6 separate regions of the Homo sapiens genome follow, and regions 1, 2, 3, 4 and 5 are each linked to region 6. Evidence: chromatin loops called from intact Hi-C (ENCODE). Cell type or tissue: heart right ventricle. All regions are shown on one strand. Region 1 has its middle 61 kb from the start of ELMO1. Region 2 overlaps ELMO1 (engulfment and cell motility 1). Region 3 has its middle 54 kb from the start of ELMO1. Region 4 has its middle 47 kb from the start of ELMO1. Region 5 overlaps ELMO1 (engulfment and cell motility 1). Region 6 overlaps ELMO1 (engulfment and cell motility 1).

Region 1 (4,000 bases), 230 kb after region 6:
ATGATGAATTTAGGCAGGACCCATGGAAACAAATCCTGCGGAGAGCCTGAGCCAAGTGGAATTTGCCTCTGGAGAGCTGTGCCTGCCTTTCACAATGGAGTTCCACACAGGCAAGTTCTTTCTCCCTCTCCTCCATGTGGACCGGATAAACACAACATCCCTGCTCTGCCTTACTCAGCTCTATTGCTCAGTCCAGAGACATGTTGTTGTTATGAGATCTATAATCAACAGCCAGATTCGACTTTCTGTATGGGATTTTCTATCAAGGAAGGTTGTTTATGTCTTAATCAACTGTAGCATGCAACTCCTGCCAACATATGTGTCACTGTGATTTCCATATTGAAGACTTCCCTTCCTCAAAATGATGTTTATTTAGTCTGTACACTTTGTTTAGATTCTCCTCATGGAAATTCTGGTTTTAGGGTTATGAAAGTAACTCTTACAGAGCTCCTAAATGTGGTGAGCTCCACATGAAAGCTGGCTTTCTTGAAGCTTATTATCAATGGATTGCCATGCACAGAGGGTAATGGAGCTTAGAGAGGGCATCCACCTATCTTGCAACAGATAGTCACATAATGCACAACACAGGGTTCAACAACTCAGAGGATTTTCAGACACTGAAACAACATAGGGCTGTTCTGTTGTTTAGTTGTTCTTTTTTGACCTCCTATCTTTCTATCTCTATTTACCCCCACTCTCCTTACCTGGATTCTTAGGAAGGAAAAGGCTGTGTTTTTGGAGACAGAAATTAAATGAATGAAGCCTATCCTAGTGTGCATTCCTATGAGCTCCACCACCATTCCTGTAGGAAAGACTCATTGTTCACACATGCTGGGCTTAGAGAGCAGTATTCTTCCACTGCCCAGGAAAGAGAAATATAGTGTCTCCTTCCCCCTTATGTTTTGTAGTATTGATGCAGGGGGCACGTGCTGTCAACTCACTCGGAGCTATGCACACAGAAATTTCAGAACGTTTTAAATGTTATAAAATTGCAAGTTAATAGCAGAAAGGGGTATTTGAGGAAATTAGTCTTTCAAATAATTTATCAGAGTGCTTACAATTCCCATTTCAAGGCAGGTGAAGTAATAATGGATGGTTGGGACTTGAATCATATTCAATGCATGAAGTAGAAAGGCCATCTGCATCCAAATTGTTTGAGTAAATGGAAGAACCAGAACTGTCTGGGCAGATATTGCTGCTGCTGCTGCTGTCACCGTTTTAACTCGATGCCGAGTGGCAGCCCTGGGAGAAGGCAAAGAGAGCTAATGCTCATTGCCTTAAACAAAACCTTCCACGCGAATCCACATGCTACCCTTGTACCTCCCAGGCTATTTGAACCAGAAGTCAAAAAACAATCAGTGAAGAGTTTGGTTTCCTTCGAGAGAGAAGCCCAGCATTAAAATGCTGGTCTCTTCCTTGAATATGACTCCCTTGGTGTTCTAAAATAATAAAATGGCAATATCCTTTTAAACCAAAAAGCAATCTCCTCAAAATAATTATAGTGCATCAAGGATAACTTGCAAATATGCTCCAGGAAATCAAGGCAAAGAGCAAATCAAGGGAAAAATAGATATTTCCTCAGTTAAGGCTGATGCAAATGGCAGCACTTTTATAGCATTTGGTCCTGGCAACATGGCTCAGCTGGGAGAAAGAACACCTAAAACCTGAATCCCATTAATTTTACAATACTATTTCCGTAGGGTTTCCACTGAGACTTAGCAGGGTTTTTAGTATCCTTTTGTGGGAACATCAATACAATTATTTGTGGAGTACTTTGCAAAATGATCTGGGTCAATAATATACAGCCAGAATAAAGCGAAAAAGCCTAGTTTGGAGCTCTATTACCACTAACAAACCCAGCTCCACTGAGCAATTGTTTTTATGTGGTGATTTAAATTATGCAATAATTTAACCGACATGCTCTGTGAGAGAATCATTTATCCTCTGTTCTCTAACATGGCTGTCTTGGAAAGACTTACACCTTTAGAGAGAACATTAAACTAAGACAGCAAATAAGAGAGGAAGAAAAAATGATCACAAATACAAAATTTAGGGGAAAATGCCACCTTGACTCCCTCCTGCCCTCTGCTGGGTATTGTATGCATCCTCAGTCCACCTCAGTTCTTTCTACAGGACAGTGTTGAGGTGATCTGGGTGTGACAAATATTTCTATTCTGGTGAATCTTATAGGTAAATATAATGAAAGTGAGTCAAGGGTTTGCTTTGTAAGTTTTCTGTTTTTTAAAATTGGGATAAAATAGACCTAAAAGTCCTCATTTTAGCCATTTTGAACTATACAGTTCAGTGACATTAAGTATACTCACCTTATTGGGAAACCATCACCACCAACCATCTTCAGAATGTTTTTTCATCTTGCAAAAGTGAAACTCTATCCATTGAACACAAACTGCCCCTTCCCACCCTTCCCCTAGCCAGTTTGCTTTCTGTCTCTACGAATCTGAATGCTCCAGGTACCTCACGTAAGAGGAATCATACAGTATTTGTCATTTTGTGATCAAATGTTTATTTTTAAAACTCATAATGAAATACTATAAGAATATATAGGTAACAATGAGAGGAGATGAACGAAGGAGTATGTAAGAGTTTTGGGACAAACATATGAAGGAGGAGAGAGGGAGTTAGCAGGAACAAAGTGACAAAATGAGAGAGCAGCAGTGTAGCAAATCCTGGCAATGTGCTTCCCTGTTAAAATGCTGTGACTTGGCTGGGTTCGGTGGCTCACGCCTATAATCCCAGCACTTTGGGAGGCCGAGGTGGGTGGATCACTTGAGGCCAGGAGTTCGAGGACAGCCTGGCCAACATGGTGAAACCCCATCTCTACTAAAAATACAAAAAATTAGCCAAACGTGGTGGTGCATGCCTGTAATCCCAGCTACTTGGGACACTGAAGCAGGAGAATTGCTTGAACCCAGGAGGTGGAGATTGCAGTAAGCCCCCAAGATCCAGCCACTGCACTCCAGCCTGGGAGGCAGAGCATGACTCTGTAAAACAAAAACAAAAAGAAAAACAAAAAAACAAACCTGCTGTGACTCAAAATAAGCACCAAAGAAGTAAATTGCACAAGGATCTACAACTAGCATATGCTGGAGCCTGGTTTGACTCTATCCTTTTGGGCTCCAGAGGTTCACTGGATCCATGTCCTTATCTCATGAACCAGTTTCTTCCAGTGCAGTTTCTCATTTTGTAAAACGTTAAGAAATTTTCCAGGGGTTAAGAGTACGGCCCTTGCTCACTGTTCATCTCATGCATGCAGTGATCACCTATCAGTTAACTTTAGTATGCCTGACCCCCGAGACCTTGAGCCCCAAGTATCTGCCATTATCCCACCCTTTGCCTGAAACCTTATAACATAAAGGTAGCTGTTTACTACTTGCGACCCTGGGATTAGGACAATAATTGTCCCTCAGGTCTACTCCATTTAGGTAAGCTTCTTGAAAGGTGCTTGGGGGGCTTCTAAACTGTGTGATTTGTAGAATCAGCAAAAGGATTAGTTGAAACAAACCGAAACCACACTGTATTCCTTCTACTAAGCACAGGTATAGCCAACAACCAAGCAACAAAAAGAAAGCCAATTAATGTTGGTGTATTGCCAGGACAGTTGAGCAGCTACCTCCTCGCCAGCCTAGTGGAGTAGTGGGAAATGCTCATGGAACCTCCCGCTGCCACCTGGTTCATCTCTAGGTCCCACTCACAACAGGACCCTCCAGGGGGGTCTCCTGGCATCTGGACTGATGTACTTTGGTTGCCCTCCCTGAGGGGGTTATGAGTTGACACTTAAAGTCACAGAGTCCTTACTATCTGCTGCATTTCTAACGCTCTAGCTGCCGATGTTCCTGTTTGCTCTTGGCAAGTCTGTGCAATTCCTGGAGAGATGTTCTCATTCTGTAAATCTACTAGCTGTTTAAATACAACAGCAAACAGAGTGACCTTCTCACTGTCGGTTCCGGCAGTGCTGGGAGAGTTTGATAGTTTTAACAGA
Region 2 (4,000 bases), 76 kb before region 6:
ATGCTTGTCCGGTAGACTGAACAAGGAAAAATTCACAAATAGAGAGACTACAAATTGGAAATAAACCAGAGACAAATTCTGAAAGGGCTCTAGCCAGGAACACAACACTTTGCAGAGTGTGAAAGCCATGGTGCACAGGTCTTGGCGGCTACAATCAAGAGGGACAACTTTGTATACAGCATTTCCCCTGTTCTCAAAATAAAGTCATCCTAGAGGTGAGAGTCTGCCTTCCATTACTCTCAGGAATCCATATGCCCTTCCTTAGAAGCTCCACTAAAAATAGCATTATCCCGGCAGGGCACGGTGGCTCACGCCTGTAATCCCAGCACTTTGGGAGGCCAAAGTGGGTGGTTCACCTGAGATCAGAAGTTCGAGAGCAGCCTGGCCAACATGGCGAAACCCTGTCTCTACTAAAAATACAAAAAATTAGCTGGGTGTGGTGGCGCACTCCTGTAGTCCCAGCTATTCAGGATGCTGAGGCAGGAGAATCCTTGAACCTGGGAGATGGAGGTTACAGTGAGCAAAGATTGCACCACTGCACTCCAGCCTGGGTGACAGAGCGAGACTCTGTCTCAAAAAAAAGAATAGCATTATCCCAGACAACTCTGTCTCTTCCCACCAGGGGACCTACAAAGGCCTGTCCATTTTGAAACCACAGAATCAATAACAAGAGATCTTAGAAGATGGCTGGTGTAGTGCCTCATGCTTGTAATCCCAGCACTTTGAGAGGCCGAGGTGGGTGGATCACCTGAGGTCAGGAGTTTGAGACCAGCCTGGCCAACATGGTGAAACCCGTCTCTACTAAAAATACAAACATTAGCTGGGTGTGGTGGTGGGCACCCGACAAGAGCAAAACTCTACCAAAAACAAACAAACAAACAAACAAAAAACGAGATCTCAGAAGATGAAGCAGCTTTTCTGTGTTATGACTAAACTTACAAGCCACTCAGCCACCTAGATTGTGACTTTAGAATTATTTTATCAGAAAAATTTGCTCCATTGGGATGTTGTGCTGAGAAGGAATGTGATGCCCATCTGCCTCCTCAAAGGTGTTGTGGTTTATTACCTTTTAATAAACTGTTCTTCTTGCCTTGTTGGCGCAATGGCCACTTTTACCTTGGAAAACTTAAAAGGCTGCAGATGATTTCTATGATGTGTTCTCTCCAAAAGGAAGAAAGGGAAGTAGCACTGGCTGAGTGCACCTTGGTTCCAGCTGCTGTGCTAGTCGCTGGTAGACGGTCCTGTGGGGCCCTCCCATAATCTCAAAACAGAAAAGATGCTGCCCAGTTTCACAGCTGAGAAAACCCATGCCCAAACAGGTTAAATGACTGAACCACTGGCCCATGGCTCAAAAGGAGGAAAGCTAAAATTAAATCTAGGCCCAGTGAACTCCAAAGCCTTGTCATGTAATGCTTGCTGGGCATTGCCTACTTGGGAGCAGAAACATGAGAAATAGCAGTCTTAATCTTATGAACTGAACTTTTCTTCAAAGTGATCCAAAAGATGATCCAAACCTCAAATTAATCCTTAAAGTTCAGTAAGGAGTTTAACAGGCAAGATGATTCCTCTTTGGGAAGTACAGAGAGAATTCTGCACGAGACTGCTTACAGCATCTAGAGATTTTGCAGCCAGACCCTGATATCATCAGCCAGCTTTCAGCGTTTTTGCAAGACCGTCTCTAGGTGGTGCAATGACCATGCGGTTCTGTTTACTGAGGCCTGTCTATTTCTGGCTGGCTGGGTATTCAAAAGTGAAAATATCTGCTTGTCAAAAGTTACTGGATCATTTCCAGCACTCAAAATCATTACTAAATAGTCGTTCCAACTTCTCAACTCTCTGATGCAAGACTGGCCTGGGAGAAGTTGCAGGGGAATAACTAAAATCAAAAACTAAAAAAGAACCATGGAAAAATAAAGAAAACCAACACTCTCTTATGATTATTCTCTGTTCAGAGTCTTTGCTTTTTCTAGGATGACTTTTCAAGTCCTCATAAGCGCTAAAGGCCTTAAAACCACCTCCAATTAACTTTCAGTTAAAAAAAAAAAACTATTATTCTGTACTCATGAAGCAGAACACTCCCCAGACAGGGAAAACTAAGACAGAGATACACCAAGACTAAACTGTACAAGGAATTAACAAGAATGTTAAGACAGATGGAGCTACATTGAGAAAATGTACTCTGATTTTGGAATACCCTGGTCATCTCACATAAGAACAGGGTCTGAAAATAAAAAGGAGATGCTTCATAGCACACACCCCCATTACAGATAGCTCTCACAGGGACCCAGATTCTATAGTAATCCTATCTCCTCCATGTGGTTGGCCCCCAACCTCTCTCTCTCCACAGTCCCTCCATACTGTGCATTCTGGGATCCAACTGCCCCCGAGGAAAATCACTACTGGGACAGAGACACATGCATCCCGGAGGCAGCACATGGAAAGAATTCAGGTTTTGGATTTTCTACATAGCTCAGAAGAAATCCAGGCACTGGCAGGAGGAGGACGATAAAATTGCAGTCACAGGAGCACCCTAGAACCAGGCTCTCCCTCAGAAGAGGAATCAATTAAGAGTATTTTCCAAATGTACATGCCCTGATTCTTCCTTGGTAATTTTGATATGACTTGAGGGTAAGAGAGATTGGGTGATTTCGCAAAGCCTCCCAAGTGACCTCGATATGTCTTGCTTACCACATAAAAGTAAAACTTGGAATTGAGGGTGAGGTAGAAAGTGAGTCCCATCCGCCTTCCCTGGACCATCGCTCTGGCAGAGGGGCTCTGCCAGCAAGGTCACTGCCACCCTGGAGCTTTGGTCATCGACACACAAGTACAGGAAACTCACCCGCTCCACCAGTCATGACATTTTTTGCTAAAATTTTAAAAAATTGATTCAACTAAAAGATAAAATGGAATGCCAAGGTCGAAACATAAAATATAATGATACAAAAATAATTTCAGAATACCTCTGTAAAGCAAGCTGCAAAGCTGAATATGCAGTAAGTATTCTTATTTAAAACGTCATATTAAAACTAACACTATAAAAACAATAACTGGACAGAGTGTTAGTTTTTTAGGTTTTTAGGTTTTTTTAGTTTAAGAAACACTACTGGAGAGAGTTAAAAAAAAAATGAACACTGCTGGTTAAAATGGACATGACTTTCTGTGTGTGGAAAGCAATTAGACAGTATCAAAAGCCTTGAAAACATATCTCATACAAAGTACAGTTCCACAAATTTATCCTAATAATGTGATCATGGGTGTGCATACATTCTGGGCTGTAAGATATTAATTATAGACTTATGGTAATTTCAAAGCATTGAATCATTTAGTAAAAGGGCTTGGTTAAATAAATTGTATTACATCTAAATAATGAAAAACAAATCAGTAATGAAACACAGTAATATGAAAACATTTTCAAAGAATATTCCCATGAAAGACAAGCCTTCTCAAATAACACATAAAGCATGATACCATTTGTCAAACTATGTATAAATATTATTATTAGTATATATACAGATATATACATTGTGTGTATATATATATATTTGGGTGTGTCTGTATATATGTATATGCATGAATATGTATATATATAAAATATATACACCTTATATATATACACACACAGACACACACATACAGATATATAGCTTATATATTTTTTTCCAAGGAAAGAGTATTTGGAACTATAAAATAATGCCTGGTGATTTCTAATCACCGAAGCCAAAATCTCAGTAATGCCATTTATGATGGGGATTAAAATTGAAATCCAATTTTACAACTGCAGAATTTGATATTAGCCGAAGGTCACTCAGAGACTTCATGGGGAGAAAATCGAGAATATAGTGCAAACAGAAATGAAAACAATGGATTATATTCAGGACAAGCTGTGTTCTGATTTGCAAACTAAAAAAAAAATCTAGGAGACAACCTATTAGCATTCATAGCAAGAGAGACCTTTTAAGAAAACATAAATTGTGTTAATGTCATCAGGATTAAATTTCAG
Region 3 (4,000 bases), 220 kb after region 6:
AGACATGAAAGGCCACATATTGTATAATTCAACTTACATGAAATGTCCAAAATAGAGAAACAGGGACAAAAAGCAGACTAGCAGTTACCAGAAGCTGAGGGAAACAGTAATGAGAAATGATGCTTAAAACAGGGCTACCTTCTGGGGCACTGCAAATGTTCTGGAACTAGACAGTGGTGAAGACTGCACAACAGTGTGAATGTGTTAGACGTCACTGAGTTCTCTATTTTAAAATGATTTAAGTGGTGAATTTCATGTAATGTGTGTGTATTTTACCAATATCGCTATTTTTAAGCAAAGAATCCAGTGGCATTTAGTATATTCATAATACTGTACAATGAAAGCCTAGAACATAGTAGGTGCTTAATAAAGATAAATATATATTTTTATAAATTTATGTTTTAATAGAATTATGTGCTCTTTAAAAAGATTCAGATAATACAAAAAGTTTTAATTATAATAACTATGTAAGTACAATAGCTAACACATTCATTGTTTATTTTTTTTTATTTTTATTTTTACTTTGAGACAGGTCTCACTCTGTTGCCCAGGCTGGAGAGCAGTGGCACAATCTCGGCCGAGTGCAGCCTCTAACTCCCGGGCTCAAGCAAGCGTTCCACCTTGGCTTCCCAAGTAGCTGGGACTACAAGCATAGGCCATGACACTCAGCTACTTTTGTTTATATTTTGTAGAGATGGAGTCTTACTATGTTGCCCAGGCTGGTTTCAAACTCTTGGGCTCAAGCAATCCACCTGCTTTGGCCTCCCAAAATGTTGAGATTACAGGTGTGAGCCACTGTGTCCAGCCTCATTCATTGTTTACAAGTTCTAGATACTGCTAAGGTTCTATGAATATTAATATGTTTTATCCTCATAACTGCTCTATGAAATGTGTTATTCTCATCCCTGATTTATAGATGATACAACAGAGGCTCAGAAAGGCTAGGTAACTTGACTAACGTCACATAGCTCATAAGTGGCAGAGCCAGAAATACAAACCATACAGCTTGTCTCAGCATTACTAATATCATCAAGTGTCACCTTCTCTCATGACATGAGACGTCCTTTCCTGCTCATATTTGGGGAGGGGTGGAGATTGTCTTCCATGCACCCCTGAGTCCTCCACTTGAGCCCTGCTCCTCTGTGGCATCTATTCCGTACCACAGTGGGTGACCTTTCATTGCATTCCCATTCTGGCCTGGAATGCACTGGTGTTGTGACCCTCACTTCACAGGTCCCTGATGGCAGACTGATGGGTCATGTTGGGAATTGGAGGTGGTGACCTGACACAAAGTTGGTTAAAGGGTCAGAGGAATTAAAGGGAACTGCAACATATGAGGGAAAGAATTGAAAACTTCGCCTTTAGTGTGAATTTCCCCTGAGTCCATGACATGAACACTCTTGTAGGTCTCTTATAGGAACCCTGAGTTCCTGACTTCCACATCCATAGGACTCTGCTCTTGCCTGAGAATACCTTCTTCTCTGAGCCTTTGTTCTGTGACTTTGCACTGTCCCTTAAGGAGATTCTATCTTGATGACAAGGTTTAGTCTCCCCCAGCCACATCCATTCCTCTCCTACAGTAATATTTTTCTCCCATTCTGACCCTGGAGCTCCCCCTGGTCAAGCTGTTGTGTCCCCCTGTGGAGTATTTTGAGGGGAGTTATTCTTCCACTTACAGCTCATTATTTTACTACTAAATATTCCACTAACATATATTCTATGTACTATGAATATATTTGGTGTATATCATTTCATATGTTGTCTTTGTATTCTTAAACACGAAACCACACTAAAGAAAACAAATGCAGTACAGTGTGTTTAATTGCTTTTAAGGTTAACTGTATCTCATGGACATTTATTAATGTCAAACACAGAGTTTCATAATTATTTTTTGCTATTTTAAACTAAATATTTTATTTTTATTATTTATTTTTTACATTGAGTTCCTGCCCTGGGACCTTTATAATTCTTAATGGTTGTGTAAAACTCCATTGTGTGGCTGAACCATCATACGTGTTGAATTCCAGCTTGATGGATGAAGAGGTTATTACCCCTTCCTGTCTGTGGCACACACTTCCCTGAATACACATTTTTTTTTCATGCATATTTGCCACATTCTAGATTTTCCTAAGATTTGCTAGTTTAGAAATAATATAATTTATTTAATCCACTCACAATAAGTACCTTTTTTCACTTTTAAACCACAGAAAAATGAATAAGTAGAAGTGTGAAAACACACATATGTATATTTGTGTGTGGGTGTGTATATATATGGTGTGTGTATATATGTGTGTGTGCATATACATATATATGGTACATTAAGCATTTCAAATTGGGATGGGGATGAAGAGAATGCATTGGTTAGTTCAATGGAGTTGAAAATTTGATGAATATTTGTCACAAAGTGGCACATACTTATTTAAAAATAAATTCCAGATGAAATATAAAAGGTAAAGGACATTAGATATCAAAAATGTTAAAACTTCTGTGCTTTTAAAGAACTATAAACAAAAAAGTAAGACAGATGATAAACTCAGGAAAATATTTTCAGTCTATTAAAAAGAAATGCTGGATTTAATATGTTAGAATGGTTATTAATGAAAAAAGAACAAAATCCCAATGAAAACATGGCTTAAGGATATGAAAAGGCATTTCATGGAGGAGAAAGTACAGTCAGTAAGCATGTACTGATTAAAGAGATGATGTAGATTAAAACAACAATGGGATTCTACTTTTGTCTATAAAACTTAAACACATTAAGTTTTTAAGTTTTATATGTATTTAAGTTTTATAGATAAAAGAATCCCATTGTTTAAGTATATTACATTAAGTAATGTACTTAATTACATTACTCTATATTTGTGAGGGCATTGGGTTATTGAAAAGCAGACTCACTCATTTTTGGTGGCAATAGAAATTGAAATTACTATTTCAGTTTCTGTTACCAAACTGGAGAGCAGTTTAGTAATCCATTCGATATCTGTTAACTCAGGTATATTCTTTAGCATAAGAATGTATATAAAGCTGGGTGTCTAGTTATCCACCCATGCCACTGCAAACATTGCCACCATCACCACCCCACCACTCCTGTTACTACCATTACTACCCTCTTCCCTTTTTTTTTTTTTAGATGGAATTTCACTCTTGTTGCCCAGGCTGGAGTGCAATGGCACGATCTCGGCTCACTGCAACCTCTGCCTCCCAGGTTCAAGTGATTCTCCTGCCTCAGCCTCCTGAGTAGCTGGGATTACAGGAGTACACCACCCTGGCCAGCTAATTTTGTATTTTTAGTAGAGACGGGTTTCTCTATGTTGGTCAGGCTGGTGTCAAACTCCTGACGTCAGGTGATCCACCCACCTTGGCCTCCCAAAGTGCTGGAATTACAGGCGTGAGCCACCACGCCCAGCTGATACCGTATAATTCTTAATACGACCTTGTAAGAGAATATATTTTTATCTGCGTTTTTCACTTGTAGAAGAAGGAAGATCTGTATGATTAAGTAATTTGCCTAAGGTCATACAGCAAGGAAGATTTGAACCCAAGTATTCTAGCGTTCTAGTGATGATGGCAGAGTAGTCAAAATGATTTTTATTAGTTTCTGCAGTAAATCATTTCAGAAATTTTTTACTTCTTCAAGTATTCAAGATATTTCCTTTCCGTTATGAGGATTTTTTTTTCATAAGCTACCCCAACCCTTTTTTTCTACGTAATCTTCAAATAAAAATTGGGCTAGGTGTGGTGGCTTATACCTATAATCTCAGCACTTTGGGAGGCCAAGGTGGGAGGATTGCTTGAGCCCAGGAGTTGGAGACCAGCCTGGGGGCAACACAGTGAGACCTCGTCTGTACAAAAAATAAAAATATTAGCTGCTTGCAGTGGCAAGTGCCAGTAGTCCCAGCTACTTGGGAGGCTGAGATGGGAGGATCGCTTGAGCCCAGGAAGGCAGTGAGCTGTGATCGCGCCACTGCACTCCAACCTCCTGGGTGACAGAGTAAGACCC
Region 4 (4,000 bases), 210 kb after region 6:
AACCAGACTAGCCAGACTAGACACAGGGCAAGGTATGCACCGCTGTCGTCATGGAGCAGGCCCTTGCGTAACGGGCCCCGCTCTCCCACTTGGGCTACGCACGTTCCTAACTAACAAAACACGACGCTCATCCTTCCAAGGCCTCTGCAGATTAGAAACAGAAGGAGCCCTCCCTGCTGCCTTGGTGTGTTGGTAGCAACACAAAGTAACAATGGAAAGTAAGGGGGAAAAATAAGAAAACCGTAACACGTAGAGGCAATACTTCCCAGAGCAGAGTTGCCTGGGTTCATGTACTCTAGGTACAAACAGGCCTTTAGGACCTCAGCGGACCCTGAAGACACTGCCGCGTTCAAACACTGCCCACGAATCCATTTTCACACTGTTAGTGCTAAGTTGTAATGAAACGGTTACATTTTATTCTTTACTCAGTTGAAATTAGAGTAGTGGGAAATATATTTTAGAATATTGTCCATTTGAAATATTTTAAAACAAGTGAGTTTAAAGCAGCAAACTTGTGACTCTACAAAAAAAATCTGGTTTAAAACAACAAACATTCATTTCAGGGGGTCCTAGAGAGACAGAGCTTGCGCACGCGGGCGCGCGCACACACACACGCATACCTACAGTATACACATATGCGCACTCATACACACATTCCTATACAATAATTAGCTGAACTTCAGGAAGATGGGTTTCTTTTGTGTCTCAAACTAGGAAAAACAAAATAAACTGCTTTGCGTAAAAAAAAATTAAAGTTTGAAAATATCCACAGGGAGTAAGCAATACATTTCTTTAAACTCCAGAGATCAATGTAATTACTTTAAAAGACAGATCAATGTGATTCAACTTTTGAATATCTAATATAAATATCACCCATTCTTTCCAGAAGAGATTCATTTTCATTACATTCTATAAAATACATTTTTCCCCTTCTGCAAAGCTGAAAGTACTTTCCAAATATCCTATTACATAGAGTTGAATCTGCCACTCTGAATTTTCTTGGGGAGATAGTAAGCTAGCAAAATTTCATCTGGAGATTTTACAGTGAAACCTATAATCCCTGGCCTTCAAGATACAAGCTATATAGGAAGCAGAAAAAAAAAGGTTTCAGAACATCACAAACTTATGAACCAATTGTGGTTTCTGACTACTAGAAAGATTGAGAGCAATCTAAATTTAGTTATCAGAATTTTGCATAACAGTCAAGCCAAGCGCATGCTGGAAAAGCAAATTGAGTTCCCTACTTCATCCCCACCAGTCTGATGCAGTAACACTGGAGGCTGGTGGCCTTGCCTAATTTTAATTGTCATTCCTGGTGGTAGGTGACTCACTCTTTGAGGGGCCCTGGCTATTTGAGTAGGTCTTTCCTTCTCTCTCTTAACGTCTGTTTTTTTCATCAAACACTTTGGAATTCAGATGTAAGATAGTCGCCTCTTCAAGCTTAAAATTTATCCTCTCCATTGGAGGTTATTATTCTAAGTGAAGTAACTCAGGAATGGAAAACCAAACATCGTATATTCTCACTTATGAGTGGGAGCTAAGTTACGAGGACACAAAGGCATAAGAATGATACAATGGACTTTGGGGGCTCGGGGAAAGGGTGGGAGAGGAGGTGAGGGGTGAGGGAAAAAAGACTACACATTAGGTCCAGTGAAGACTGCTTAGGTGATGGGTGAACCAAAATCTCAGAAATCACCACTAAGGAACTTATGTAACCGAACACCACCTGTTCCCCTAACACCTATTGAAATGAAAAAGAAATTTAAAAAAATTACATTAAAAAAATTATCCTTTTTTTTTTTGACCTTGTTGAAAAAGAACATATTTATCCCTTTGGTAGCTTTCTTGGCCTTGAGTATACCACCTAGCGGAAAGAGGGGTAATTGCAGGTTCTTTTGAAAACAAAAATGCTTTGAATGTTTCCATGACTCTAGGGAGATTTGGCAATCAGACTTTTTTGTCCAACATTTCCAGGAGATGTGAATGAGCTCTGATTTCCACAAGGTATCATTAAATCTTAAGCACTTAGCAAAAATATATTTAATAACATACTTAAAATTATTAATTATTGCTGGAATAAGTATTTTGTTTAGGGTAAACTTTCGAAATGATTTAGGCTGGCATTTCATCATTTTTGATGTGATACACGTATGTTTTATAGTACATTGGGCACCCTTGTATAATTACTATGTTTAACTCATCTACAGTTTGTTTCTTCTATTATTATTATTATTATTATTTGAGAGGGAGTCTTGCTCTGTTACCCAGGCTGGAGTGCAGTGGCACAGTCTTGGCTAACTGCAACCTCCATCACCTGAGTTCAAGCGATTCTACTGCCTCGGCCTTTTGAGTAGCTGAGATTACAGGCACCTGCCACCATTCCCAGCTAATTTTTTTTTTTTTTTGTATTTTAGTAGAGATGGGGTTTCACCATGTAGTTCAGGCCAGTCTTGAACTCCTGACCTCAAATGATCTGCCCGCCTCAGCCTCCCAAAGTACTGGGATTACAGGCGTGAGCCACCGCGCCCAGCCTGTTTGTTTTGAGACAGGGTGTTGCTCTGTTGCTCAGGCTGGAGTGCAGTGGTGCGATCATAGATCACTGCAGCCTTGACCTCATGTCCTCAAATGATCCTCCTGCTTCAGCCTCCCAAGTAGCTGGGACTACGGGCACACACTACCACTCACAGCTAATTTTTTTTGTATTTTTTATAGAGATGGGGTTTCACCAGCCCAGGCTGGTCTCAAACTCCCGGACTCAAGTGATCTGTCTGCCTCAGCCTCTCAAAGTGGTGGGATTACAAGTGTGAGCTACCTTGCCCAGCCACATCTGCAGTTTGTGTATAATTTAGATATGCCTATTTTGTGGGATTTAGGGCAGAGTGTTAATCTTCTAAATTATTACCAGAGTTTACAGTTGAGTCTCTGATTTTGTAATAAGATGTTTGTTAGAGAGACGGTTTGTTCTGAAATTGGTCAGCTTTCTAACTCTCAACTTTCACATTGTTCCTTATCCTTAGATATAACTTGCTGGGTGATGTCCCACACTTGTTGGGTGATGTTGGTGGTTTTAAAGATGGGCTACCAGGCTGGGTGTGGTGGCTCACGCCTGTAATCCTAGCACTTTAGGAGACCAAGGCGGGCGGATCTCCTAAGGTCAGGAGCTCGAGACAAGCGTGGCCAACGTGGTGAAACCCTATCTCTGCTACAAATACAAAAATTAGCTGGGCATGGTGGTGCATGGCTGTAATCCCAGCTACCAGGGAGGTTGAGGCAGGAGAATCGCTGGAACCCGGGAGGCAGAGGCTGCAGTGAGCCGAGATCGCGCCACTGCACTCCAGCCTGGGTGACAGAGTGAAACTCCATCTCAAAAAAATAAATAAAATAAAATGAAGATGGGCTGCCTACATAAGGAACTCAGGGAAATCACTGCTTTAAAAGCTTTCTTGACAAATGATGCCAGAGAAAATTTAATTTTATGCTGAATGCAAAGCCACAAACATAAATGGATAGTGTAGGGTTTCCTGTTCTAAGATTTCAGGAATAAAATAGGAGAAGCCAAGTTCTGTCCTTGTCCCATGCAACATTATAAATTAGGAGTGCATTTTGATAGTCCCAAAACTATACCTTAATTTAAGAAAATGGAATACAAGCAATAAATATAATACTATAAATACATACAATAATTATGATATTATAAATATGACTCTATAAAAAAGACAGTCCCTGTTTCTTCCCTTCTTATTTGTAAGACATCGTCATCTTCCAAGCTGTCTTAATTAACTGCCACCCATAAGCATGACTGTTGTCACAGATGGGTGCTATTCAAAACGGTTAGCAATTCATTTACACACGCCCCCAAAGGAGAAAACACGATTCATTCAGCTGAAAGAACTGCCTGTGAAAGCAGAGTGGAATTCTCAGTGGTGGAAAATATAAAATAGATTGTCCCGAAATAGACTGCCACTTGGAAAGTGTCTTTTGCTTCTGGTGGTGGTAAGAG
Region 5 (4,000 bases), 68 kb after region 6:
AATATCCTTAATAAGGATCTCATAAATTTGTCAGCTGGGCGCAGTGGCTTGCGCCTGTAATCCTAGCACTTTGCAGGGACCAGGCAGGTAGATCACCAGGAGTTCTTGCCTTCTGCTGGGGATGAAGCTGAAGCTGAAGCTGTCTGCAGCCATGCTCCCTCCATGGGGAAAGGTCATCCACAATAGGAAAGAATGAGGCAAGGAGAAGCAAAGACAAGTCAAGAGGAAAACATTCAAAAGGGAACAAGGACAGAAGGCCTAGCTATGTTCAGTTTCTGTTGAGTTTCCTAACACTTTTCCTTCAGTTCTCTGTACTACCCTAACATCCTTCCTAGATAGACAAACTAATAAATTCCTCATTACGCTAAATCAGCTTGAGTTGTTTCTGTCCCTTACAATTGAAAAACTCCTAATATATCAACCTAACCATATCTGTTTACTGCCCTGAGTTCCAAACTTGTCATTAAATGACTGGAAGGCAAAACAGACTGAAGTTACACACTCTAACCTTGCAGTCAAGAGGAAATGGTCTTTTGCTCCCCAATTCTAGAGCTTCATATAGCTGCAAGTCCACATCTGTGACGTAGCGCTCAGCACCTAGGGCCTGCCTTTCCTCTGTGGGACTGCTATCAGAAGTCACGCATGGATTGCAAGAGTTAGTCTCACTCCAGCATTTCCCACACAGCACCGCTTCTCTGAGTTATTTATAAATGCAATGCAAAAATAAAGAGTCAGGATTCTTGGAAAAAACTGAATAGAATAATATCCACTAATAACTTACTAGTTCACTTACTATATACTTTTAGAGACAATTTTATGAATAAGGTACCATTACTAGCCTATTTTATAAACAAGGAAACCAAGATGTAAAGACATTAAATATCTTGCCCAAAGTCTCACATCCACATACGGAACCCAGCCAGAATGAAATCTACATGTCTGATTTGATAGCTCATGTTCGTAACCACTATGCCATTTTTTTGTTTAATAGAGATGAGGTCTCATTATGTTACCTGGTCTCGAACTCCTGAGCTCAAAGGATACTTCTTGCTGCAGCCTCCCAAAGTACTGGGATTGCAGGCATGAGCCACTGTGCTGGGCTCTACGCCGTTCTTTTCAAAGTTTCCTTTACTGCAGGACTTCTCAGGGACTTTAACGTAACACGTGTTCTGTGAAATGTCCATATGCAATCTATAATATTTCCCAAATGTATCTGTCCAGAAAACTTTTTTTTTAACGAAACATCTTGCGGCACACGTTTCTCATAGGACATACTTTGAGACTATTTGCCTCCTCGGTTTCTCAGAAAGAATCGCTAAATAGTCTTGGCCAGAAATGCAATGGAAAGTGGCAGAGAAAACTTTCCGTTAGTCCCATATTGAATTATCACCACCTGCATCTATGGGCTTGTCTCCAGGAAAGTAGCCCAATTCTTTTGAGTAACTCTTTCCAATTCAGAGAACAGTAAAACTTCTATTAACTGCAACTTCTACTGTGCAAAGCAACGGAAGATAAAACAGTAAAAGAAACAGAATACTTGTATTTGTGATCATTTGAACATCTCACTTCCTGCTTTAAATCTGTGGTGACTTGGGACCTCTAGGATATAAACTTTTCACAGCCTGCATCCAGGTACCACCGGTGCATCCTCCCCCACCCAACGAGTCCCTGCTCCCCAAACCCCAGGCACATCCAATGGCTCTGTAAGTCTGACATGGAAAACTGGTTCTACCTTAAGACTGCCAATGGTCCATTTGCGGCACCTGCTGGTGGCAATGCGTAAAGGAACCCCCCAGACTAAATCAGGATCATCCCCCAGCCAGCTATGGTCTGGGTAAAGAACTAGAGAACTTGAGACCAACGTTTGCTATCTCTTCCCTCTTCATAAATGGCTTGCCATTTCCTGAGCCTGCTAAGGTCCTTTTGTGTCCAGAATTGGTGCGTTCTCGGTCTCACTGCCTTTAAGAATGAAGCAGCGAACTGTCGCGGTGTTTCAGTTCTTAAAGATGGTGTGTCCAGAGTTTGTTCCTTCAGATGTTCAGATGCGTCCGGAGTTTCTTCTGGGGGGTTCGTGGTCTCCCTGACTTCAGGAGTGATACCGCAGACTTTCACCGTTAGTGTTACAGCTCTTAAAGGTGGCGCGTCCGGAGTTGTTTCTTCCTCCCGGTGGGTTCGTGGTCTCGCTGGCTTCAAGAGTGAATAGCGAAGCTGCAAACCTTCGCGGTGAGTGCTACAGCTCATAAAGGTAACACGGACCCAAATAATAAGCAGCAGCAAGATTTATTGCGAGCAGTGAAAAAAAAACAAAGATTCCACAGCGTGGAAGGGGACCCAGGTTGCTGCTACTGGCTCAGGTGACCTGCGTTTATTCCCTTATCTGGCCCCACCCACACATCCTGCTGATTGGTTCATTTTACAGAGAGCTGATTGGGCCGTTTTACAGAGCGTTCATTTGTCTGTTTTGACATTGTGCTGACTGGCGTGTTTACAAACCTTTAGCTAGACACAGAGTGCTGATTGGTGTATTTACAATCCTTTAGCGAGACACAAAAGTTCTCCAAGTCCCCACCCAACCCAGAAGCCCAGTCGGCTCCACCTCTCGCTTTCACCCTGTCTTTGTTCAGAATGTTCTCTCTACCTCCAATGTCCTTTCCTTCCCTTGGGTCTGCTTCAAAAATTCCCATCTAGATTTCAGTGCCAATCTCATGCACCAGTTTCTCTTAAAGATCTCCCTGACCTCACGGCCTCCCGTGCTAGAAGTAACTGCCCTGAATCTGTCTTCTTAGGCGCTTACAGTGACCTACCAGAGCACTTTTCCACACCTTATCCTATTTGTTTATATGAGTTCTCTGAGGGTAGGACTCATATCTTACTCATCTCTGTTGTTCCAGACCTGATCAGACAGCATGGTAAAGAGCAACTCAATATTTTCCAGACAAGTGAATGAATAAATGAACCACTCTTTCCTTAAAACCAAATTCAAAGATTAAAATTACAAATGTGAAGGATTACTCAAGCCAGTGATGCATTTTTAAAATCCAGAATTCCTTGCACAGAAAACCTTCCGGCATTTCTTCAAGCAGCAGCTATTCATTTGTTCCCACTGGACAGAAATAGAAAGGGAGCTGCTGAGAGGTGAGAGGAGGGCCTATTCCAGATTCCTTTTCCTCCTGGAAAAATTCTTTCAAAAACAAGATGAGACCTGAGCTGAGCCACTCACTCTCTTCCCTTCACTCCAAGCTCTCTTGCGCTTTGGGAATCAGCATTTCAACTGGAAAGTTCATCATTTTGCAAACTAATGCACACACTTCCTCCCTTGTTCTGGTTTTCTGGATATTTGCTTTTCAAATTCCTTTTCAGCTGTTGTAATGCCAGTGGCTGCTCCCTTCCTCCCAGCAAGCCTGTCACTCGGTGATGTGTGCAGACAGTCCCCAGTGGAGGAGGCAAGGCTCGAGCCCAGTTCCCTATCGCAGAAACCAGACTCGAAGCCACAGGAAGTGCTGGAGCATTTCCACCATCCTGTGAGCCAAACATTCAAAGTTTCCAAACCTGCTGATCAAAAAACAATATGTGAAACTTCTTTCTTGGGCCTCTCTCCAGCAACAGCAGAGCTCTAACTACCACCCCTAGAACATTTGATTGCATCAGATTACCAGCGAAGGCCCCTGCAGAACTCTGGGCTGTGCCTCCACTGGGTTTCACCTGACAACCCTCGTACACAGAATTAGTCATTCTGATGCATAATGCAATGCCGCATAGCCGCCTCTCACGGAATACCATTAGGCTCTTTCTCCCGGCCTGACGTCCTTATTCCCAGAGGAGCACAGACTTTTATGAGGGCTCTGGGGTCAGTTGTTGGCCTGGGTGTTAATCCTGGTTCACCCACATTGAAAACGCTGTGACTCTGGACAAATTACACAACATGTGACCCTCAGTATCCTCATCTGTGAAACTGGAATGACAGAGGTACCTTTCTCATGGGATTATTATGAAGATAAAA
Region 6 (4,000 bases):
ACCTATTTGTGGTCTATAAACACAGAACATGAAGGTGAAGGGCCTGTTCTGCAATAAATGGTTTGCTCTCTCTGTATCTGTAATAAGATCTGGGTCAAAAGGAGCAGACAGAGATGGGTAGACAGTTCCCAGGAGCCCAGGGAATCTGCCAGGACATGGCAAGCCTGAGGGAAAGGACAGAAGGAGCCTGTCTGTCTCCTTCAGTGTTTTAATCAAGGACTTGTGGAAGATAGAGAGAAAGAACAACATGCTTTTCTGGAGACGACAAACTCGCCTTAAAGGGACATGCACAACCAGATGTCCACGACTGCTCAAAAAAAAGATTAAATTTAATTTAAAAAAAGCAGCCCCCTGTCCAAAGACACCAAGTTGCTTGCTTCCTTAGCCAATTTCACATGATAGGAGCCAGCACATACCTACTTTTTGCCTGGTGTCTAGGCTGGGGACTAAAAGCTCAGGGTAGAACCCAGTTCATGTCCACATCTCTAATACCCCAGGATAAGAATTACTGACTCTAATCTGTTAAACAGTAATGGAATGTAATTATGTAGATGTGAATCTTGGACTTGGCCTTGAAGTTAGGTGTAGGCAGTCCCCTTAAGCACAGCAGCTGAGGGGGGCCATCTTTGCATTTCAGACAGTGGGGCAGCCCCAGCAAGGGCATTCCCTTTGGGATCCACCATTATGATTCCATGGGGAAGGCCTCAAGCCTCCTGCGTCCGGCCTCTGCTCTCCCTACCAGGGACTGCTTCAAAGCAGCTCTGCCTATCCAAGCTTCTGGCAACAGAGACACGTCTATAGTGCTGCACAGCCAGCGGCCAGCTGCTTTCCTCTGACAAGTTTATGCACCATCCGTAGGTTGTGATGTCCCTGTGGTGGCCATGCCCTCTTTGAAGAACCCTGGGGGACAAGCAATGCCTGCTCTTGGTCTTTAGTTCCTCAACTGCCCACTCTTCCTCAAACTGGAGGCCACAGCTTCTTTTCTGCAACTGCTTCTTCTGGACCCATAAGAGTTCAGAGATAGTGTGAGCACTAGGGGAGTATGATACACATTAATAAAACCTCTCGTGGGACAGGTGCTGTGCTGGGAGGACAATGAGGAGTTAGGGAGATGGAGCAACAATGGTCTGGTATCTGGGAGAAGCAGAGGACTGGGAGGAAGGAAGCCCTGGTTGGCCCTGACCAACTTACTTCCCACGTGACCCTGGGCATGTCAATTTGCTTCAGACCCTCAACAACTGAATGGAGGCAACGGACCCAGGGCCATAGGTCAGTTCTCTCCCCTCCTCTTTCATTTGCATTGCCATAAACAAAGAGGAAACATTTACAGCTTTTGAGCAAGATTACTGATGTGATGAAGGGGATGTTTTAGGGAATGAATTTGTTGAAGCAGTGAATGAGATGGGAAGGGAATGCGTTCAGAAGACTGAGCGAGGTGAGGGAGGACTTCAGCAACACACTACTCCCTCCCTCCACGGCAGAGCTTGGCCCTTATTACATCAGACTGCAGGCTCCAACCTTGACATCGCTGGCTCTGAGCATCTCCCAGCCTCAGAGTTAACAACCCAGCAAACAAGGCCAAGATTCAAAAGGTTAAGGAGTAACAAGTTCTATAACAAGGCTATATGCCTTTGCTCCCATATACAACAACTAGGAGAGTCAATAGGATGGTTTTGTAACATATGACTAAGGCCTTTGAAATGTTCAAATTCTATGAATTTATCCTACCAACATATCAGAGATGCAATCAACATTTTATGAAAGATGTTTACTGCAAAACGGTTTAAAGAAAAAAAAAAGCTAAAAGCAAGCCCAAATATTCCAGTTATTCATTTATTGTCTCTCAACTCAAAACCATTCTTGGCCCTGCTTTCTGACAGGTTGCCAGCTGCGGCAATGTGACACTTCACCAATAGAGGGCACTGGAGTGATTCTGCCTGGGGAAAGGACATTCCCTTTGGGATCCACCATTACTATTCCATGGGGAAGGCCTCAGGCCTCCTGCACCCGGGCTCTGCTCTCCCTACCAGGGACTGCTTCAAAGCAGTTCTGCCTACCCAAGCTTCTGGCAACAGAGACACGTCTATAGTGCTGCACAGCCAGCTGGCCAGCTGCTTTCCTCTGACAAGTTTCTGCATCACCCGTGGGTGGTGATGTCCCTGTGGTGGCCATGCCCTCTCTGAAGAACTCTGGGGGACGAGCAATGCCCGCTCTTGGTCTTTAGTTCCTCAACTGCCCACTCTTCCTCAAACTGGAGGCCATAGCTTCTTTTCTGCAACAGCTTCTTCTGGACCCATAAGAGTTCTCTTTTACTCACAACTAACCAGCTTCTACTAGTTGTCAATCATTTACATTGGAATATACCCTGTTTAAATAACAGTATGGTTTCTGTATCCTGACTAGATGCTGGCTGATATACAAAGTCTTGCAAATGTCCCCTAACACAAAGGAAAACTGAAGCAAATTATGGTAAGGCAGGCCAAAGATACACCATGTAGCCATCGAAGTGCTGCTATGAAAGAATGTTCAGTAATATGGGACCCTGGGACACTGTATTGTGGTGACAAAAGCAGAATGCAAAATAGCAAAATTGCACCAAACATATAGAATATAATGTGTGTTCATGCACTAAGTACTGGTGACCAGTTTGAGAATCCCATGTACATTGCCATCACTTGCAACCTGCAAAAGAAGGGGAAAAAAGCAGGAAAAATGCCTAATATTATGGGTATTTGCCCAACCCAGCCAATGAGGAGTGCCTGTGTTTCCAGGGGAGAAGCAATCTCCCTGGTTTTGCACAGAAGGGACCTGTACGAGTTGAGCGAACCACGTTGAACAGCCTTATTTTTCCATCCACTTGAGATAAGAGACCTGATTGCCAGCCCTTCCCACTGCCAGCAGTTTTAACTTACCCCTCAATCAAACGACATGTGCAAATGCTTAAACATGGGGTGCAATGGGCAAGTTAGAGCCTGTGGTCTCAGAAAGCCACAAAGTGCTACAGAGACAAGAAAAAAGAGCTGCACTTATAGGAAAGAAACTCATGCTTGTAAAAAGAAAAAAAAAAACATTTTTAAAGGGCCATTCCAGTGGCATGAGCAGGGATCACTGAAGATGCTACTACAGCTGGGAAAATACTAACTCCATGGCCCATTCTAGGCAAAACAATGCAAATAGTGGTCTGTGGAGAGAGGATGAGATAAAAACATTTACAGCTCACAGCCAAGGAACAATGCGGCTGGAAACACTAGGGATGGAGGAGTGGCCAAGCTTGAGGCAGCAGGGTGTCACATGACATCCTGAACATAACCTGCTGTGGCATTAGCCACCCAGACACTAGTGTCAGATGGGCCTGATCCAAAACTTGGCTTCACCAGTAACAGCTTTGTCACCTGGGAATTTGGCACAGCCCCTGGCAAGCAATAGGTGCTCAGTGAATACAGGGTAAATGAATGATGGGCAAGACAACGTCTTGGGGCCTCCCTTTCTGCAGTGCCACATGAAGACAGTCAGACCCACACCACACAGTGTTATTATGGGCATTACACTGGACACTGCTAATAAAGCCTCTGCTTGGCTCATTCAGTAAATGTGTAGGATCCAATATATTATTCATAAAAAGGAGGCAGCTTCAGTACCACACTCCAAAAGAAATGGAAAATCTGCCAAAGAAGGAGGGAGAGAAGGGAGAGAATCTCAGGCAGAGGAAATAAATACAAGTCCGCCCATTTGGATCCCCAGCCTTAGATAATGAAATATAGGGATTCTTTTTCTTTCTCTTTTTTTCCTAGTCATGGATGTCTTAGAGAACTCTGGTGAAGTCTATGGATCTTCTTTTCAGAATGTTTTTAAATGCATAAAATAAAATAAATAAGCTTGCAAAGAAACCAAACAGTTATCCAAATATTTTAAAAATTGTATCATAGGCTGGGCACAGTGGCTCATGCCTCTAATCCCAGCACTTTGGGAGGTGGAGGCGGGCAGATCACGAGGTCAGGAG

Evidence for each region. A loop is a pair of places that touch in the nucleus more often than their neighbours do. Peaks named below come from ENCODE experiments on the same cell type or tissue, not always from the same donor. Only the 100,000 strongest peaks of a DNase experiment are listed, where the experiment ranks them.
Region 1: a loop joins it to region 6, with 2.6 times the contacts of the local background. A loop is called at or near these places in 11 of 110 quality-filtered maps.
Region 2: it touches region 6 in a loop (2.8-fold over the local background); 10 of 110 quality-filtered maps call a loop at or near these places.
Region 3: it touches region 6 in a loop (3-fold over the local background); 47 of 110 quality-filtered maps call a loop at or near these places.
Region 4: it touches region 6 in a loop (4-fold over the local background); 47 of 110 quality-filtered maps call a loop at or near these places.
Region 5: a loop joins it to region 6, with 2.2 times the contacts of the local background. A loop is called at or near these places in 23 of 110 quality-filtered maps.

Annotation. Positions count from the first base shown.
Region 1 is chr7:37,508,154-37,512,153 of GRCh38, forward strand. No RefSeq gene overlaps it. Among named protein-coding and RNA genes, the nearest start is that of ELMO1, 61 kb to the left of the region's middle. In heart right ventricle, a CTCF peak has its summit at 2,089 (motif pointing left); no DNase peak of the experiment used is centred here; H3K27ac peaks cover 405 bases.
Region 2 is chr7:37,206,977-37,210,976 of GRCh38, forward strand. All of the region lies in intron 13 of ELMO1 (engulfment and cell motility 1), which reads right to left. Among named protein-coding and RNA genes, the nearest start is that of ELMO1-AS1, 210 kb to the left of the region's middle. In heart right ventricle, a CTCF peak has its summit at 1,674; a DNase peak (open chromatin) is centred at 1,695; H3K27ac peaks cover 1,072 bases.
Region 3 is chr7:37,500,511-37,504,510 of GRCh38, forward strand. No RefSeq gene overlaps it. Among named protein-coding and RNA genes, the nearest start is that of ELMO1, 54 kb to the left of the region's middle. In heart right ventricle, no CTCF peak of the experiment used is centred here; no DNase peak of the experiment used is centred here.
Region 4 is chr7:37,493,925-37,497,924 of GRCh38, forward strand. No RefSeq gene overlaps it. Among named protein-coding and RNA genes, the nearest start is that of ELMO1, 47 kb to the left of the region's middle. In heart right ventricle, a CTCF peak has its summit at 1,860; no DNase peak of the experiment used is centred here.
Region 5 is chr7:37,351,300-37,355,299 of GRCh38, forward strand. The region is part of intron 1 of ELMO1 (engulfment and cell motility 1); the gene reads right to left. Among named protein-coding and RNA genes, the nearest start is that of ELMO1, 96 kb to the right of the region's middle. RefSeq lists enhancers at 1,848-2,349, 1,880-1,939, 1,990-2,039, 3,076-4,000, 3,539-3,688. In heart right ventricle, a CTCF peak has its summit at 1,777 (motif pointing left); DNase peaks (open chromatin) are centred at 1,763, 2,492 and 3,482; H3K4me3 peaks cover 1,310 bases; H3K27ac peaks cover 3,762 bases.
Region 6 is chr7:37,282,988-37,286,987 of GRCh38, forward strand. The region is part of intron 4 of ELMO1 (engulfment and cell motility 1); the gene reads right to left. Among named protein-coding and RNA genes, the nearest start is that of ELMO1, 160 kb to the right of the region's middle. RefSeq lists a silencer at 3,058-3,352. In heart right ventricle, CTCF peaks have their summits at 1,905 (motif pointing right) and 2,112; DNase peaks (open chromatin) are centred at 1,924 and 3,298; H3K27ac peaks cover 3,908 bases.